3 separate regions of the Mus musculus genome follow, and regions 1 and 2 are each linked to region 3. A link is a loop called in an ENCODE intact Hi-C map of the cell type or tissue named here. Cell type or tissue: left cerebral cortex. All regions are shown on one strand. Each heading gives the region's core, and the rest is flanking DNA. Links, peaks and the distances in the headings are about the cores only.

Region 1 (5,661 bases), core at 386-5,385, 86 kb after region 3:
ACATCCTGACGGTAAGATCTAATTCCAGAGCATAAGTGGGATAAGGGTGAGCCCTCTTATTCATGCCTACTTCTTTGATCAATAACCGTAAAGAGTGCAGAAATAGCTTTAGGAGGCTGCTTTCAGGGAGCCAGTTATAGGCAAGAACTTTTACCTTCCTGGGTGATGTTCTAAATAGTGAGAGTTTCCTTCATTGTGTCCTATCAGCAAACTTCCACTGATTCTATGGCCTGCTTGGAGACACACAACCACACATCTTGGGCCCTAACTTATTCTCAAGGTGCTGAACATAACAGGCAGTATATATCTAGTTCAAAGCAGAAGAAACTATGATACACATGCACACTGGTACATATGTTTACACAAATACATACGATCACACAGGTGCATACACAATTGCACACATATTCCCACACACATATGTATGCATATTACCACACATTGCACATACTCATATATATGATCACACACATGTACAACACACATATATAAACATAAACATATATGCACACACATAATATACTTACACATATTCACATATGATGCACACACTCATACACATGCACATATACATGCAAAAACAGTGCATACACACAAACTTACTTACAAACTTGTACATATATGTATATATATACATGCACATAATGTACTTATACTCACACATACATAGATTCACCTTCACATGCATTACACATGTGCTCATGTATCCTAACACACAAATAACATCTCACATTCATTCCCCCTTCAACTCTCAATAGAGATGAAGTTTCAGAATCATGCTATAAGAAATTAAATTAGATATTTCTACTCACATAAACTATTACTCTTGCCCCTGATATACTATGAATTTTAAGAACAACATTTATTTTTTTATGGTTTCACATCTCAAAAGTCAGCTTCTGGCAAATGTAGTGTGAGCCCTGTCTGCAGTCTCCACTCCAGAGTGCACTCTGAGGTCTCAACTGGACACAACTTTCCTTCTTATGACACGGTGCAGAAACTGCTCCTTGGGCTTGTTACTGTGTGAGTAAAAGCCTTCCACAGACTCACAGCACTAAGCCATCTTTCTGTGTCCCTCCCATGTGGGAGTAGATCAAGGCTGTGGACAATGGCCGCCCACAGAAATCCTCCACTGCCCGCCTCCACATCGAATGGATTAAGAAGCCCCCGCCTTCACCTATACCATTGACATTCGATGAACCATTTTACAACTTCACCGTCATGGAGAGTGACAAAGTAACCGAGATTGTAGGGGTGGTGTCAGTGCAGCCAGCTAACACCCCTCTATGGTTTGACATCGTCGGTAAGTTCAAGTCTCTAGAGCATATCAGGAAATGGACTTGAAGGAACGTGTTGAAGGAACTTGCCAAACAAGCCAGTAAATAAGTAAATGAATGAATGAATGAATTGTAAAGACAAAAGAAAAAAATTAAAAGGTAGCAATTAAGCCTAAGATTAAAAATAGTGCTGGAATGCAAAAGAGCCAGTAAAATGAAAAACCAACCTGTGCTTTCGTTCTGATTCCGTAGCTAAGCTGAACAGAAAGTGCTCTCTGGCTGGATTTCTCCATAGTACGTGATTTACTGCGACCTTACTGTCCTTCTGTGTGTCATTTTAATTCTATTGTCACACTTGGCTAATCTCATTTCTAAATGTATTGATGGTACTAGACTTGCTGTCCTTCATTTCTCTCTTTTTCTTCACCTTTTTTTCTGCATTCTGTTTTTTTTTCTGCTCCCGACTGCCCTGCTTCAAGGTGGCAAGCATGCTCGAGAGATGTTCTATATTCTACAGACAGCTTGTGGGCAGAACTGTTCAACAGAAGGTACCCTCAGTGCAAACACATTTGCTAAAATACAGCTATCCAATCTGCCTTTTACGGTTTTTTTTTTAAACAAATTGAATTACATCTTTCATAACTGCCTGTGACAGACTGAAACACAGCCCACAGGTTTCATACACGCCTCTAACAGCAACCTCATTCCTCATATCCAATGACTTCTTTGTTTGAAATCAAATGGGTTTAGAGTTTGGGGGGGTGTTTTGATTTTTCTCCCATTGCTTTTGAGGTATGTGGGGTTTTTTTTGTTGTTGTTGTTTTATTTTTATCTTTTTGGAGGTTGGTTTATTTAACTGGGAATATTCCAATTGAAAATAAATGAAAATGTAATTCCTGCCCCCTTGCTTTTCAGCAGTAGTGTCATTCACAGACCAAAATGCCCCACCAGAGAGTCCCCTGGCTGCTGTCCACAAAAGGAAGGCCAGGAAATAGAACCTAGATGTGTAGCCAGTAAGCCCCCACTCACCCTGAATAGAGAAAACAGATGGAAGGAAGCAGGCAGGGCAGACCCAGGGAGCCAACTTTTAAATTCCTTGAAAGAAAGCAAGCAAGCACACCAGGCTGCAAAAGGAAAAGGGCAAAACAGCCCTTCCACAAACCTGCAGGGAGGGCGCTGGAGAGGAAGAGTGTGTAGGATGGGAAATAAAACAGGCTGTTCGTTGTCAAAGAGAGAGGAGAGTGTGCCCTGCCAGGGGCGGATTAGGGCTGAACTAGAGCCCACTTCCCAGAGTTCTCTATGAACAGCCAATAAGCCAGAAGAACACTGTGTGGGAGAATCGTTTCCTTCCTCATGATGCCTGGACAGGATGGCCAGCAACCTGCCTCTCCTTTAAACAGCTGGATCTGGAGAAAGCATTTAGGAGGCTCCATATCTGGTTTCATGAAATGAAGAAAAACAATGTTCTATGTCTCCCAGTCAAACCTCAGAGAGTCCTCTGAACTCCCAACAAGTAAGGGCTTGCCCTCTGCATTTCGTTCTGTGAAATACAGGGTATCTTAGTTTTAGTTAACTGAGATTAATCTCAACATCTTCTCATATGACCATTCTTCCAATTCCTTCATGTCTGCCAGCGTATTTGAGACGGAACATCTTCTGACCCATGAGAAATGTTTCTGCCACCATCTCAGTAGTTTCTGACTTATTCAGTCACTATATGATACCGTCTCTTCTTTCTTGATGCAATGAAGCATTGCATGTGGTACCAGTTATTTGTCTTTTGCCTGCCTGGACATCTTTGGTCATCCCTTCACCAATTCACTTTGCAAAGCATGTCTGCTGCCTGACAGAGCTTGCTGTTTCTTTTCCAAGCTGCCCATGCATAGGAAATCTCACTAGCATACCTTTCTTTGATGCTAGGTGTGGTGGGTCACCTGACCCCAACTCCTCGGGCCAGTCTACAGTTCTTCAGCATCTCTACAAGTATGTGTAGGTGTAGGCTAGCATGCAGCTAGGAGTACTCCGTGTAAGATTACACATGGGTTTTTCACATTATGTTATCAATACTACTAAACATTTTTATTTATGCGTATCCCATATCCATTCTTCACCCTCAAGGTCAAAGCCCATGTCTCCATTCTCGATCTTGCTGGAGCTTCTGTTGCTCTTTACCCAGAGTGAGTGAACTAAGATACAGAGACTGGTGGTGATGCCTCAGGCAGCCATGTTAACCCTATTGTAGTAGCCTCCTGGCCCTACAGAGAGTCAGTATGGCATTCCAGTTTACCCCAGCGCAGATAGCCTCACTGTCCAAAGAGAAAGAGCTGTTTATAGAGACTCTCCTTTCTGGCATTCACACTTAATCCAGGAACCATATGCAATGTGCGGCCATAGCTATTATGACTCTTTCTCTTCGTGCTCCCAAGCACTGCTCTTTTCCGTAGATTCTGCTTCCTCCCCATCCCCACCTCATCCATTCTACTTTGTGAATGAAAGTAGTTTTTATCAATGAAGACTCCCAGGACTGTCCCCTGATCTGGAATCCTCCATCACAGACATTTCTCTATGAATCTGGTAACAGATTGCTAAATTTCTTCTACAAATTGAAGTTACTGGGCCTGGTGCCCAAACAGATCATGATTTTCTTTCCATCCCCAGGTTCAGCCAACAATGGCTTGAAATGCCAACTTTTTACTTTACTGTAGAACTCTGAGTCCTTTCCCAGGTGCTGGTGGTTTGCAGCAGAGATGATCGCCTTTATCAAATCTCATAAAAATATGGCTTGCCTGCCAGAGTCATAATTTACCAGCTGTGCTGACAACCTCTTCCTTCTTTTAAAACCTTTTGTTTGCTTTATCATCATCAGGTGTTTCGTCCTCACTGACAAAATCCACCTTTTGTGAATCTTCCTTTCCTCCTTGCCTAAGCATCATTCTTGATCAAACTAGCACAGAGGGAATCAAGAGCGGGCAATGTCCCTTAGCACATAATACCTATCTGTGAGCTCTGCAGGGAGACAGAGAATAACATGAGGCAGGGAAGGTCAGCATGGATCTGAAAAGCAGCCTCGGATCCTGCATTCGCCAAATCCTCTTTTGCCCAAATCTTCTTGTGAAGAATAAGTCAACCTGAGTTTACACCATAGACCTAGTGCATTTGGATAACCATGGAGAACACACTGAGAGGCCCGGGGCATAACATCCTCACCTGGCATGTCCCTTTAAACTGCTCAACCTGGTGAAACCTCACTCAGTAAACAAAGACAGTGCTTCTGACTGCCTTTCATCCCCATTGAGAACCTGCTCTCACTTGCGCATTTCCAAACTTACAGGACTCTGATTTTGACTCAATTTTCTTACCTCCTACCAGAACATGAAGTCACAGGAACTCCATGTGAGCAGCAATTTGTCCCCAAGCCTAAACAACTTGCATTTTCTCAACTCCAAATGAACTGTGTTTCCTCTGTAGCTAGACCCTTCTGCTCTCAGAAACAAGCTCTACTTATAGCCAAGCTAAGAAAGCTGTAATTAACAGGCAACATAATAAAGTTCAGCTGTTGTGGAATTAAACAGCCCAACACGCAGCATGCTTCCTTTCCTTGTTAAAGGGGAAAGAGAATGAAGGGAACAAAAACAACCCACGATCCTTTGCGGCTTTGTAAAGTGTCTTTCCACTTCTCGGGAGGCTCTGACTTCCCCTCAGCTGTTCCTTGATTTACATACCTCCAATGTGCAGGCAATCTGGTTCTCAGCTCAGCCCCTGAATCATATTCTAATGGTAAATATTTGATTTGTAAAGGCTGCCATCATTAACAACTCTGCATTGAAACCTGAAGCATGCTGCCTTCCAGTTTTTACCTGACTTTAGTTTTACCTGAATCATCATAGAAACATGCTTCACCTTGCAGATAGGAAGTATATGCACTACCCTGATTGGCCTCGCCCAGTGTTAGGAAGGAGAAAGGCTATGAATCTCTAGTGGTCCTCTGTGCTAGCCTCTCAGCCATCATTCTGTGCTGAAGGTAGACAAGGGCTACCTTGGCCCTCAGTCGACTGTAGATCTGTAGATTGCTGTGACTTGAATCATCGGCTATTGCCCTTTCGGCTTACTTCTGTCCTTTTGGAACCTTGTCTCTGTGCAGTCACAAATGATCTAGGTCTGAGTCAAGAAGGCAAGCCACATTCCTGCCTGCTAGCACAGGCCGTCGCTTTGTCCTCTCTCAGATGTGTCCAGCCTTGTGTAATGGAGACATAATGCAATCCACAAAGCTCATGCTGGAAAATTATGGGATTAATTTTTTAAATGTTAAAAAAGGGAACCACGAGTTTTAAATAACTCTACAATTTTGTGGGTCTGTTTTTGTCACTCTCCTCAACCACATGAG
Region 2 (5,661 bases), core at 386-5,385, 87 kb before region 3:
ACTGCAAATAAAGTCAACCTGGCTACAGTAAAACCTAATGGCTAAGGATGAATGTCAGTTAACCTTGGAATGTTCCCACCTTTGCTACATAATATGTCTTTACTTCATCTTATATGCCTCTCCAGGCCTCAGTTTCCCTTTCTGAAAACTGAATATACATAAGCATCACAATAAGTGAAAATAATGTGATGTCAGCAAAACTTCCAGAAGATTCTATGAACATCAACCATGCATAGACGTGCTATATGTAATTCAAATGCAAAAATATGTGATTGCACAATTGTGTGCATAACCTCCATTAAGGGAGAAATGATTGTTTTGAGTAAGCATGACACAGTGGATAGAGAGAAGATATTTCAACCACAGTAAAGAGAGTTTCTCCAGTTTTCACCAGTGAAACCTATAAATTTGGGAGCTTCCCATTATACTTGTAGAAAATTATACAGAAATATTATTGGTTGTATAATTGTGTCTCTTATCACTGTCCCCACGAGAGATGGTCAACTTTGCTATAAAAATCCTATTGAATTCATGAGAAATTTAGTGGGCACATGCACAGTTAGGGCCCTTCCCACATTTATTTTTCTCATTTTGCATATTGAACAAAGCTAGAAACCTTCATTAGGAGCCTAGTGTGTGTGGTGAGAATTGAAAGCCCTTCCTGGGTCAGTGGCTCATCACAGTAAATGGTTGGGAATGTCATTTCCAGCAGCTCATGTCATCAGCAGCTTCAACTCTGAATGTTGTATCTTTCCGCAGGCCTTCTGATGTGTGGCTTCTGTCTTTTGTCTGATTGTATGGATAAACTTAATATATATGACAGCAATGTCTCCAAAATCTACTATTTCAAAGGGCAACAAAAACAGTGTCCAGTGTTCACTGGACCATTGCTTAGTCAAACCCAGGGATACAATTGAACATGCATCCTCTCCAAAGAGTAGAAAACTACAAAGAATATACAACCCCTGGGACATGTATAGAATACAACTGATTCAAGACTACTTTTTAGCTTGTTCTCTAAGGGTGTATCTCTACTTCTGCCTATGTGATAATAATAGATATCCTACGGGATACCTGAAGACCGACATGGTCTCTGGTTATCCCCATGTCTGCACCAAGGTAAATTTGGTGTGCACAATATGCTTATTAGCTGCCTGACAAAGGTCTTTGCAAGGAAGTCTCACCACAGGGCTGTTTGGTTATAGAACTCATTTTTAAAAATATGAAAAATAGTAGAAAGACGTAGAGTGTCCTCTGATGCCTATCAACCAGCTTTAACAGCCAAAGTTGCCCAGTTCTGTGCCATCTATGATGCTAATATCTTATCTGCCCATCCAGTAGCTTAAAGACAGCATATTAAGCTGATTTTGACATGTTCATGAAGATATTTGGTGAGCTAAACAAATACACAGATGTCAGCCTTCAAGGGTTTTACTGAAAGCAAGCTCCGTGAGGCTCTGCGAATGGCTGCCTTCATGAGTCAAGACCTTTCTCTATTTGTTTTGTTTTGAGTGTAGAGAACTATTTTGTGTGAGACTAAATTACGAGCAGGGTATAATTTCAGCGTGTCAAAGTGCAGCACAGTGTATATATTCATTCTTCTTGCACTGATCATGGAAAAGAGAAACTCCTCCAAGGACTTGCTCTGAGCACGAAATGTTTGCCATCTAATATGACTTCAACAAAGATTACTTATCGATTCCCAATTCATAATTATTCTATGCCAGGAACTGTGCTGGGCTCCAAGATTTATAAGACCAGATAGACTTGGCATCAACTCCAGCTAGATGCACCAAGAACATTTGGATTCTGCTAGAAGATCCTAGATATGAAGAATGAATGAGGGAATAGAGTATTACTAAGAACATGGGAAGGAGTCTGGATAAACAAGCCGGGTGGAGAGGAGGAGGGGCGGGTGTTTGGAGGATTCTTTAAGGATGATTTCAAATCTGTGCAGCTCAGTGCTGGGGTCCGAGCAGCTAGGACAAACAGTGGATTTCTTCAGAGCTCTGAGAACCAACAGGAGCCCCCAGGACTGCGCATCTGGTCAGCAGGCACTTTCCCATTCAGACAGAGTTCCATCCCCAGTTTTAATCTTGACCTTAACGCCATTGTTTTCTTATGATGGTGATACCGCTATTCAGTAACACTGCACTTCTCTCTGTAGATTTGGCTTTAGCTGAAGATGACCTCATTTAAATGTCACCTTGAGCTGCATTTGAATACAGGATGCAATAGTAACATCAGTCCTGTGCCTTTGCAGGAGCTGGTAGGGCAAGCACGGCTGTTCTTGTACTCTGCTTCCCAGTAGGTGCTTAGCCCTGCTATTACAGTCCCTTGGTCTTCTTCCGCCTACGCTCAATCCCATCAATCCTCCCCATTTCAGTCTCTCTGTGCGTTTAGTTCCCAGCTTTCCTCTGTAGGCGGACTCTGAAAGAACACTCAGGATTGTGGCATTCCTGCAATCCTTCTAAGGCATGAGAAAACTGCAATGTTATGCCTGTCACATATTTGGAGAGAGAAATCTCACCCTTGGGTGAACATTTGGCTCTTCCAGCTTTGCTATCTGCCTGATCATCTAGCCCTCCGTTCATTTCAGTGGTGTGAGATCCCTGGTGTGCCTGGAAGTTTATGTGAGCATAGCCTCTGCCCTGGTAGGATTCTATTCACAGTAAACCTTATGCCGAAGTACTGTCCCCCTCCCCCGCAAACACACTTAAGTCTAAGTAAGCTGTGCTTTCTTCCTGGAGTCCCCAGTTTTAAAGATACTATTCAAGTGTCAGTGAGTTTCATGGGTAATGTTCATGCCCCAAAGCTGATGCGTTCTGAAATGAGCTTTGGAAATGATGCTGTCAGCATCTCAGTGGAGAAAATTCAGTGGAAAATGCCCTGTGGAGAGTCAGGCATCTTCTCTCCTGTGCACTGAGGTCAAGGGATACGTAAAATACTGTGGTCTCCCAGATCAGTTTTGTTGAATTCCTGTCAACCCTGCCATCTCAATGATGAGTTAAATGAAAAGCAGCATAGGGGACACATCATTATAAGCACTCACATGTAAGAGAAGGAATAAGAAATAGAAGTCTTTCAGGAATGGAAGAATGGAAATTAATTTATGTGCAGGTATTTCCACCTAGTTAACTGGTAATTGAAATAGCTAATTGCTGAATGGGTGAGTTGTCCTTGTTCACCCTGTTTTGTTGCCATGACAACAGATCCCTTCATCTTTCCTAATATTTACTGAACATTCAGTAGTTACAATTTAAGGATTTTTTTTCTTCATGACTTCACTGCAAAGTAGAAGCTGCTAACCAAATTAGAGAAACAAATACCATATCAAGATGATACTTAGAATTCACAAAAAAAGTGGATAGTATTATAAATAGGTCATGTCAATAGCTGACAAATGTCATGTTAGATTTTTTTTTTAAAGACTGAAGCCACTATCTTCTAGCTTCTATTCCATTTCCTTTCATTTTCCCCAATTTTTCTTGGAGCTTATATGTGTTAATTTAACATGCAGGATATGGTTCTTTCTCGGGTGCTGAATTCACAAAGACATAAAAAAAATACCCCAAATTTGTCATATACTGAGGGGACCTGTGGGAAAACCTTAGTAGGTAAAAGTGGCCTTGAGTCACAAATGCTCATGCCAATGGCTTCAGAAGGTACCTGAAGGATTGGCCAACTCTATTCTTCTTTCCAGTCTCCCCTGGACCTGGTAATTGGCAGGGAATACAGGAAGCATCCCACAGGATCTTGGCTTTCTCCCAGCAGGCACTTGCCATGTTCCGGCAAACATTCCTTTGCCTTCTGTTCTGTCAAGCAGGCACACAACACAGCTATTGCTCACTCTATTAGGATAAACAGTGGCTCTACCATCCTTAGGCCAAGTCCTAAACTGCAGCATCAAGGAAGCTGCCATTTGGAAACAGGTTTTCCAAAGGTTCAGGTGTAATTAGGTTAAGAATATTAAAATGATATCATCCTGAGTTACCTGTGGGCTTAATCCAGTGCTGTCTAAGAGCCAGAAGACCTGGTGGCACAAGGAGTAGTCACAAATGGTGAAGGCAAAAAAAAATTGAGTCACAAAACCTCAAGACAATGATATCAAAGACCACCCTAGATTCTCCTTTCACAGTAACCTGGCTGATATTTTGATTTTTGACTTTTGGTCTTTGGAATAAATGCCTGCATTTTTTTTCAGCATCCCAGATTGTGTTCTTTTCCTATGACAGCCCAAGTAACTAATAGACTAGTCAATTGAAAAACTAATAAAGGAAATTGCAATTACCTACAATACAGTTCCTCCCTTTGGCCACAGTGTGAAACTGACACATTCCTCTCTAGGCAGGCTTAATACAAAATCAAATGTTTAACTCCATAAGGCTGGCATGCACTAAACATCCCCAGAGTCTTGAGAGAAGAGAGATTTGATATATCTCTCCATGCTAGTTGAAAACAGCATAGCAGTGGGTGACACTGGCCGTGGAATGCTGTACCACACACCTGTGTAGAAGCTTGATGCTTGTCCAGGACTGAAGTTAAATAGGAATATCTGAGATAACACAGAATTAATAGGGCCAGGGAAATAAAGATCCCACCTCCAAACCCTGATTTGCACAGGAAGCATACATGATCATATGTGTGCATGGTGTAAACCAGCAAGGCAGAACCCTCCCTTCCTTGGTGTCCTCTCCTCACAGTGGGTTCCAACTCTCTACTTTGGCAGCAGCTCAGGTGGGGACAGGTCTGAGCCCTGCATTGCCTCTGCTATATGCCTCAAGCCTGGGCTGAATTTGGCTAGTTCTTGTTTCATTATTGATGAACAGGGAAATACTGAAACTCAGCACAGGAAACCTTGCTACTCAGCCTCCACAGTGTATGGGAAAACGTTCAATTCTCCCAGATAGTAGTTTGTTTTATTCCAATACAGCACGTAAGTTGTGAAACAGGTATTTCTTTCCTCTTACTTGAAGGTTTGAAGCTGTGAAAGATCATGTCAAGCTTCCGGTAAATGGTCTGTCTTGTGCACGTCTGTGTGCTTTATGCTTTTTGCTGTTTCTGGCATTGATGACTACAACCTGTGGTGATTTCCTGCATGCCATGAATGGAGCTAAGCTTTCGGCATACATTCTTGACTTTATATTATGGTTATTGTATAAAGGGATGATGACATCTATCGTTACTTTGCAGATTAGAAAACAAAACAAAACAAACTCTAGGCATCACTACCCAGAATCCTCCCATAATTGAGAACCAACAACCAAGACTGTTACCTGACTCTCATTCAGGCCAGATGTCCTCAGAGCCCAAGAACACACAAGGCTGTTTGTGTACCCTGTGGCTTGACTTCTAAAACACTGTCAGGTCATGATTTCACCTTTACCAGATTTTCACATTTATTAGCTGCAGGGCCACGGTGTGTTTTTTTCTCTTTCATAACATTTGGGGAGACAACATTCAAAACTAAAGGAGATGGATGGATGGATGATTCAGCTCATGTAGGCAAAAACATCTTAGATCCTCACCCTGGAGTCATTGCCCCTCTGGATTCCGGCACAATTTTTCACCCCCGCTGGATCTCTCTGATTCTCAGGCAATAGCTGCTCAGAGAACAATATGAAGAAAACTATATTGTCTAAGACTCTGCACTAGATGATC
Region 3 (5,661 bases), core at 464-5,463:
GTCAAGCCTGGAATAGGTATCCAGGGGTCCCCAGAGCCTGACCGAGTGAGAAGATAAACAGGTTCAGAGCAAAGGTCTGCCTGTAAAAATGTCCAATTGCAGTAATGAGCCCTTCAGTGCAGAACCACTCCAAAACCTAGGCTGCTCTCCCCTAACGAAATCTCACATGATGGAGAGATACCTTTACTTTCTTAGTCTAGCTAGTTTAAGAACTGAGATGCTAAGAGGGAAATACTTTGGGTCTCTAAGTCTATGATATTGTTTCTTAAACTGTGAATGTAGCCACTCCTTGCAGTAAGAATCAGGACTTGGAGAGAAATTAAAAAATCATTTCTCTTCTCTGAACCCTAGGAACCTAAAGACTTTTTCAGTCTTTCAATCTGTCAATCACAATCTCCTAGAAAGAAAGCAAATAAAATATTTTCTCATCATAGATCATGCTTTAAACTGCAACAGCTGTTTTCACAGTGGGGCTATTTCAAAGTCTGACCCTCGTGACTGTAAAAGTTATGTCAATGGAATTAGTAAAAGCTAATCTTCAGAAAATAGTATCCTAGGGGAACTGAGGATGTAGCTCAGTTTGTAGACTCCTTACCTAGGGTGCGTGTACCCTGGATGTGATCTCCAGATGCTTATCTGTAATCCCATCACTTGCTTGCTCTCTTTCCATATGTGCAGAAAGGTGTGTGTGTGTGTGTGTGTGTGTGTGTGTGTGTGTGTGTGTATGTGTATATAAATGCATACATATTTTAATCTAAAATAATTTATTATTTATATGCTTCATTATGAAGCACAAATAATTACAGATTTGAACATCAAAAGTCCACTGGATGATGCTGGAATTACCTTAGAATCCCATAAAGCCTGCATTTGAGAATTGGGACATTAGGGATTAAAAGAAAGAAGAAACCTGCCTAGGGAGGGTTCTGCAGTGAGCTGTTCAGATACGGGTTGTCTGTTTCAAGCTTAGCACAGTATTTCAGAAATATTCACAGAAAGATTTAGTAAAATGTGATTACATGGTAGGGATAGGAAGGTATGCAGTTCTCTGACCCTTGAGTCATGGGGATAGAACATGTGCTGCAGTTCTGAGAGGAAATGTTCTTTCCAGATAGAGTAAATACTTGAAAGAACTCAAGTCCAAGATCCATGCCCTGCCTCTTCTCTCTCTCTCTCTCTCTCTCTCTCTCTCTCTCTCTCTCTCTCTCTCTCTCCCTCTCCCCCTCTCTCTCTCTCTTTCCCTCTCTCTCTCTCTCTCTCTCTCTCTCTCTCTCTCTCTCTCTCTCTCTCTCTCTCTCTCACACACACACACACACACACACACACCAGATCTGTGAACATGTTCTCACACATGGATTAATGGATGGCTGTGAGGATGTGTGACCGACATTTTTCTCTTATGTCTTAGAGTTTGCTGCTAAAACATGCTGACACATGTCCTCTTAAATAAATACACTTTCTCATCTCTACTGATCTGTTTAGAAGTAGCAATGAATTTGTATGTGTGTGGGGGGAGGGGAGACAGAACACATTTGTCCTTAGAATTAAAAAAAAGCAACTAATTCAGAAAGATCTGGCAGGAGAAGAAAGGCATTTTATAAATTATCAATAAATCAGCATATAACCTTTTTCCTAAAATAAACTGCAGCTATTTATATAATCCAGGTGGAGACTGTGAGAAAGGAATTATACGCTAGAGAGATACAAAGAATCTTTGTTTTTGAAAGCAGATGTAAGATGCATGCCATATACATCTGCCAGTGTGGATGACTATTATACAGAAAAGTGACTCTCTTGAAACTCAAGCACATGATTCGCGTTTTTCTCCCTACCTCTCTATTTATATCATTGTTGTTGTATTTGAAATTACTCAAATTATATTCACAGGCCAGACTAGGACACATACAGAAGAAGTTGTATTTTATGACCAAAATTATCACCACTTAAATCTGCTTCCCCCCTCCAAGTTGCTAATGAATTGTTTTACAGGGTGAGAGCATCTTACCAAGAGACATTGTCATGGTCATGAACATGGTGACATTCTCTTAAGTACAGCAGAAACTAGGGGCACATTTGGACGTGGGGAGTGTCTGCCCCACTTGTTTCTATGATCCCAATTTTGGGGAGTAAAAGGTTTGCAAAGCACAATGCTGTGGACTCTGAAGTCCTTCTTGACTATAGCTAGAATTATATTGTTCCCTTGGACAACATTAAACTGTTGACAGCTGAGGCCACATGCTTTCCTGTAAGATGTGATGTTTCATTTTTGATGAGTTCATAAACTTTGAAACACAACAATGAAACTGTTATGGTAATGCACGCGTCTCATCCTGCTCTGCCACAGAAATCTTGATGCTCTGAGCTAAACAGGAAGCGTCCTGACAAGAAGACAAGTCAGATGAGCAGGGGAGGAGCGTGGAGGTCTAATCTCTGCAATTTTGTCAGTCTCCTAAGTCATTTGTCATGTTTCATCACATCATCTCAAGCTTTCTATCCCCTCTGGGACCTGGCTGATCAGCCCTGAAGCTTTTAGCTGTTGATGTGATAGGAAGCCTGCGCTCCCATGAGTGGAGCAGACTATTCTGTACGTGCAAGGCCCAAAGAGCCATTTCCACTCAGCACTTCTTTATTTAGCACGTCCTATGGGCATGCTTCCAATAAAGTCCTACTCCACACCAGGAAACTGGTTCATTAAGCTTGTGAAAGGGCAGGCTGGAGGAGGAAGGGTTGCTCACCAAAGCCATGAGTCCACCTAAGCCTAGAGTGACAGGAGATTGTGTGCCATTGACCCAGTTGGGGAGCATGTTAATGCTATACTGATATTTAGGGGAGATATTGAGATGATTCATATTTTGCTCTGAAGTAAATGTGGGAAGAGGAATTCTAAAGCTGAGGAAATTAGTACAAATTCCACGGGGAAGTATTTGGGATACACTGAGTGAATGTTTTTCTTGAACATCCAGGGTAAGGGAGATAAGGACAAAGGAGTTTAGGAATAGGTCATAATATGCTTTAAGAATGAGGACAAGAATTCATACTGATTCTACAGAGAGAGAAGTTCATATTACAGATTAGTAACCAGGAAGTGACATGGAGACACAGAATAGTAGACAGGATGTGACATAAGATCACAGTTTAAGAGAAAATAGGAAGTGAACCACAAGAGATAATAGGAAGTAACAATCAGAATCACGGGAGAGAACAGGAAATAAAGTAATAGCTTAGTAGAGACCAGAAGTGACATAGAGTCACCGGTAAGAACAGGAAATTACATAGTCAGAGTCAGAGGAGAGACCAGAAAGTGGGAGTGTTAGCTACAAGTGGGAGATTGGAGCTTCTGCTGCTGGTCTGCCAGATGAGCCCACCTCTCTGCCATCTGCCTGTTCTCCTGTGCCTGAGACTAATCATATTCCATCTGAATTTTACATTTTTCATATAAAACATACGCCCACACTCTAAAAGTGCTGCAGTCTAAGCTTATTCTTCCTTTTGAGAAATGGTTCATCCTCCTACTCAGTTGTTCAACTAAAGAACCAAATATAGAAAGCAATAGATCTTCCCATCCTCAAGTACTCCGTCTCCCACTTCCCACATCAAACCAATAATAACCTGCCTCCTACCCTGTGAGTCTGCTCAGGTCCTCTTACTCATTGCCATTCCCCTGGCTTAAAGCAAGACCTTGCCAACAAATCCAGCTAAAATTTCTTCTTCCCATTACAGCTTTCATGCAGCTGCTAGTTATGCTAAGACCATAATGTTAAATCCATGTAAGTTGGAACTGCTTAGATAAGCCCTCATTGCCAATGATGAAATGTATCCCTTCGACTGTCATGAAAGCATCTTCATGGACATGTCTGGACTTCTGTTTTCCAAGTATGTATTCTTCTTCTCACCACCACATTTTCCCACAAAAATGTATAGAGAACATAGTATGTCCTTTTCCTGATTGGCTAGCTCAGACCCATCCTCTAGGACCCAAGATGAATCTTCCCTTTCTTGCATCTTGACATCAATGATCTCATATTCTATACTGTATACTTTAACTCAGGAAACAGAGCTATCAAGTATGTCTAATTTGTTGGATTATAACAAGACAAGTTAGCAAATGGCCTTTCATATCAGACTGTGATCTGCTTAAAGATAGTGACAATCTGACTGATCTTGGTCTTCTGTCACTATGTATAAAGACACAGCTGAAGTTCTGTAGATCAAGGGAAGGACATAAATGATAATGGAACCTTGGTGTGAGAATAGCTCTCAGTGTGTTGTTTCTTTACCAGGGTCTCTGGTTGTCATTAAGTTTATTTTGCATTCTTCTAGGAAATGAGTTAACAAAGAAAGCATCAATGGTGATGTCTATGCAGAACCTATATGGGGTTACACCCACATATCACATTTTAAATAAGCACTTACATCCCTTTAAAGAGTAATGATTACTATTATATCTTAGAAATATAAACATGAGCTATGCAATGAATTTGTTATATTATTTGAGAATTTTCATCCCAGAATTTCAAACATTGCATCAATATATGATGCATTAGGGAAACATGGTCCCTATAGAATATATTCAAATTCGAGATTGTTCATTTGATTGCTTTCTGCATGGATGCCTTCTAGTAGGTTTTTCTTCCCCTTCCCTCTCTTGATCATCTATCTCTAGCAAGGACAGGTTTTGCATTTTGTTTGCAATATTGGATTTCATACAGAAGTAATCATTTGGCCATATATTTGTCCTGAAGTTTTTTTTCCCATTTTTTATTAGATATTTAGCTCATTTACATTTCCAATGCTATACCAAAAGTCCCCCATACCCACCCCACCCCCACTCCCCTACCCACCCACTCCCCCTTTTTGGCCCTGGCGTTCCCCTGTACTGGGGCATATAAAGTTTGCAAAGCCAATGGGCCTCTCTTTGCAGTGATGGCTGACTAGGCCATCTTTTGACTGAAGTTTTTACTCTACAATTTCTCAACAAGAATTCATTCTGGTCACATTTCTCATTGTGTCAGATGCAATGCTGATTCATGCTCAGCTTCTATGAGGCCTTCTTAGGTTGCTTTTATCCAAGTAGATTGTATAGCCAAAGCCATTTTAATACTGAGAGGTTGGAGAGCTTGGAGGGAACTTTGCTTGCCACAGGAACACATGGCATTTCTTTAGATTCAGGAGCCTAATATCACCTAACTTCACACTGTCTCCAAGGTTCACTTGCAGGAGAAGAAAGGTTAACCAGATACCTATCACAATAAGATGTTATTGAACGCAAAATAATGGTTCTAGGGAAAACTAGAGATTTTCGAACATTTAACAGGTACCAACTGTGGCTATTTCATCTACTTCTGATAGCAACGACTCTCTGTCTAATTCATAAGAAGGAAAGGGAGAAATTCAAAGACAAAATCCTCAAATAGGAAAGACAAGTGATGAAAATGGGTAATCTTTTCTCAATTGGTATTCTTCTTCCAAAGAATTCCTCCAGATTTTCTGAAACTTCCTGAAATTCACTTGTCAAGAACGAGACGCTCCTTCCCTTCCTGCTCACCAAACTCCTAAGAATTAATGCCATTGCTGGGATCATTCAAATGTCAACTCCTTCGACCTTGGTTCATAGTCAGCTCTACATTCGAGGAGGGAAACAGTCTCTACACACATGCCCTC

The links. Peaks named below come from ENCODE experiments on the same cell type or tissue, not always from the same donor. Only the 100,000 strongest peaks of a DNase experiment are listed, where the experiment ranks them.
Region 1: a loop joins it to region 3, with 6 times the contacts of the local background. A loop is called at or near these places in 10 of 42 quality-filtered maps.
Region 2: it touches region 3 in a loop (8-fold over the local background); 2 of 42 quality-filtered maps call a loop at or near these places.

The regions. Positions count from the first base shown.
Region 1 is chr9:16,025,456-16,031,116 of GRCm38, reverse strand. It overlaps Fat3 (FAT atypical cadherin 3), which reads left to right. Exons shown (of 26, transcript NM_001080814.2): 5 at 1-11; 6 at 1,093-1,303. Among named protein-coding and RNA genes, the nearest start is that of Mtnr1b, 150 kb to the right of the region's middle. In left cerebral cortex, for the core only: a CTCF peak has its summit at 2,447; DNase peaks (open chromatin) are centred at 1,153, 1,859 and 2,397; H3K27ac peaks cover 1,948 bases.
Region 2 is chr9:16,199,283-16,204,943 of GRCm38, reverse strand. The region is part of intron 3 of Fat3 (FAT atypical cadherin 3); the gene reads left to right. Among named protein-coding and RNA genes, the nearest start is that of Fat3, 300 kb to the left of the region's middle. In left cerebral cortex, for the core only: a CTCF peak has its summit at 2,419; DNase peaks (open chromatin) are centred at 2,406 and 3,769; H3K27ac peaks cover 876 bases.
Region 3 is chr9:16,111,968-16,117,628 of GRCm38, reverse strand. All of the region lies in intron 3 of Fat3 (FAT atypical cadherin 3), which reads left to right. Among named protein-coding and RNA genes, the nearest start is that of Mtnr1b, 240 kb to the right of the region's middle. In left cerebral cortex, for the core only: no CTCF peak of the experiment used is centred there; DNase peaks (open chromatin) are centred at 2,629, 3,491 and 5,088; H3K27ac peaks cover 2,153 bases.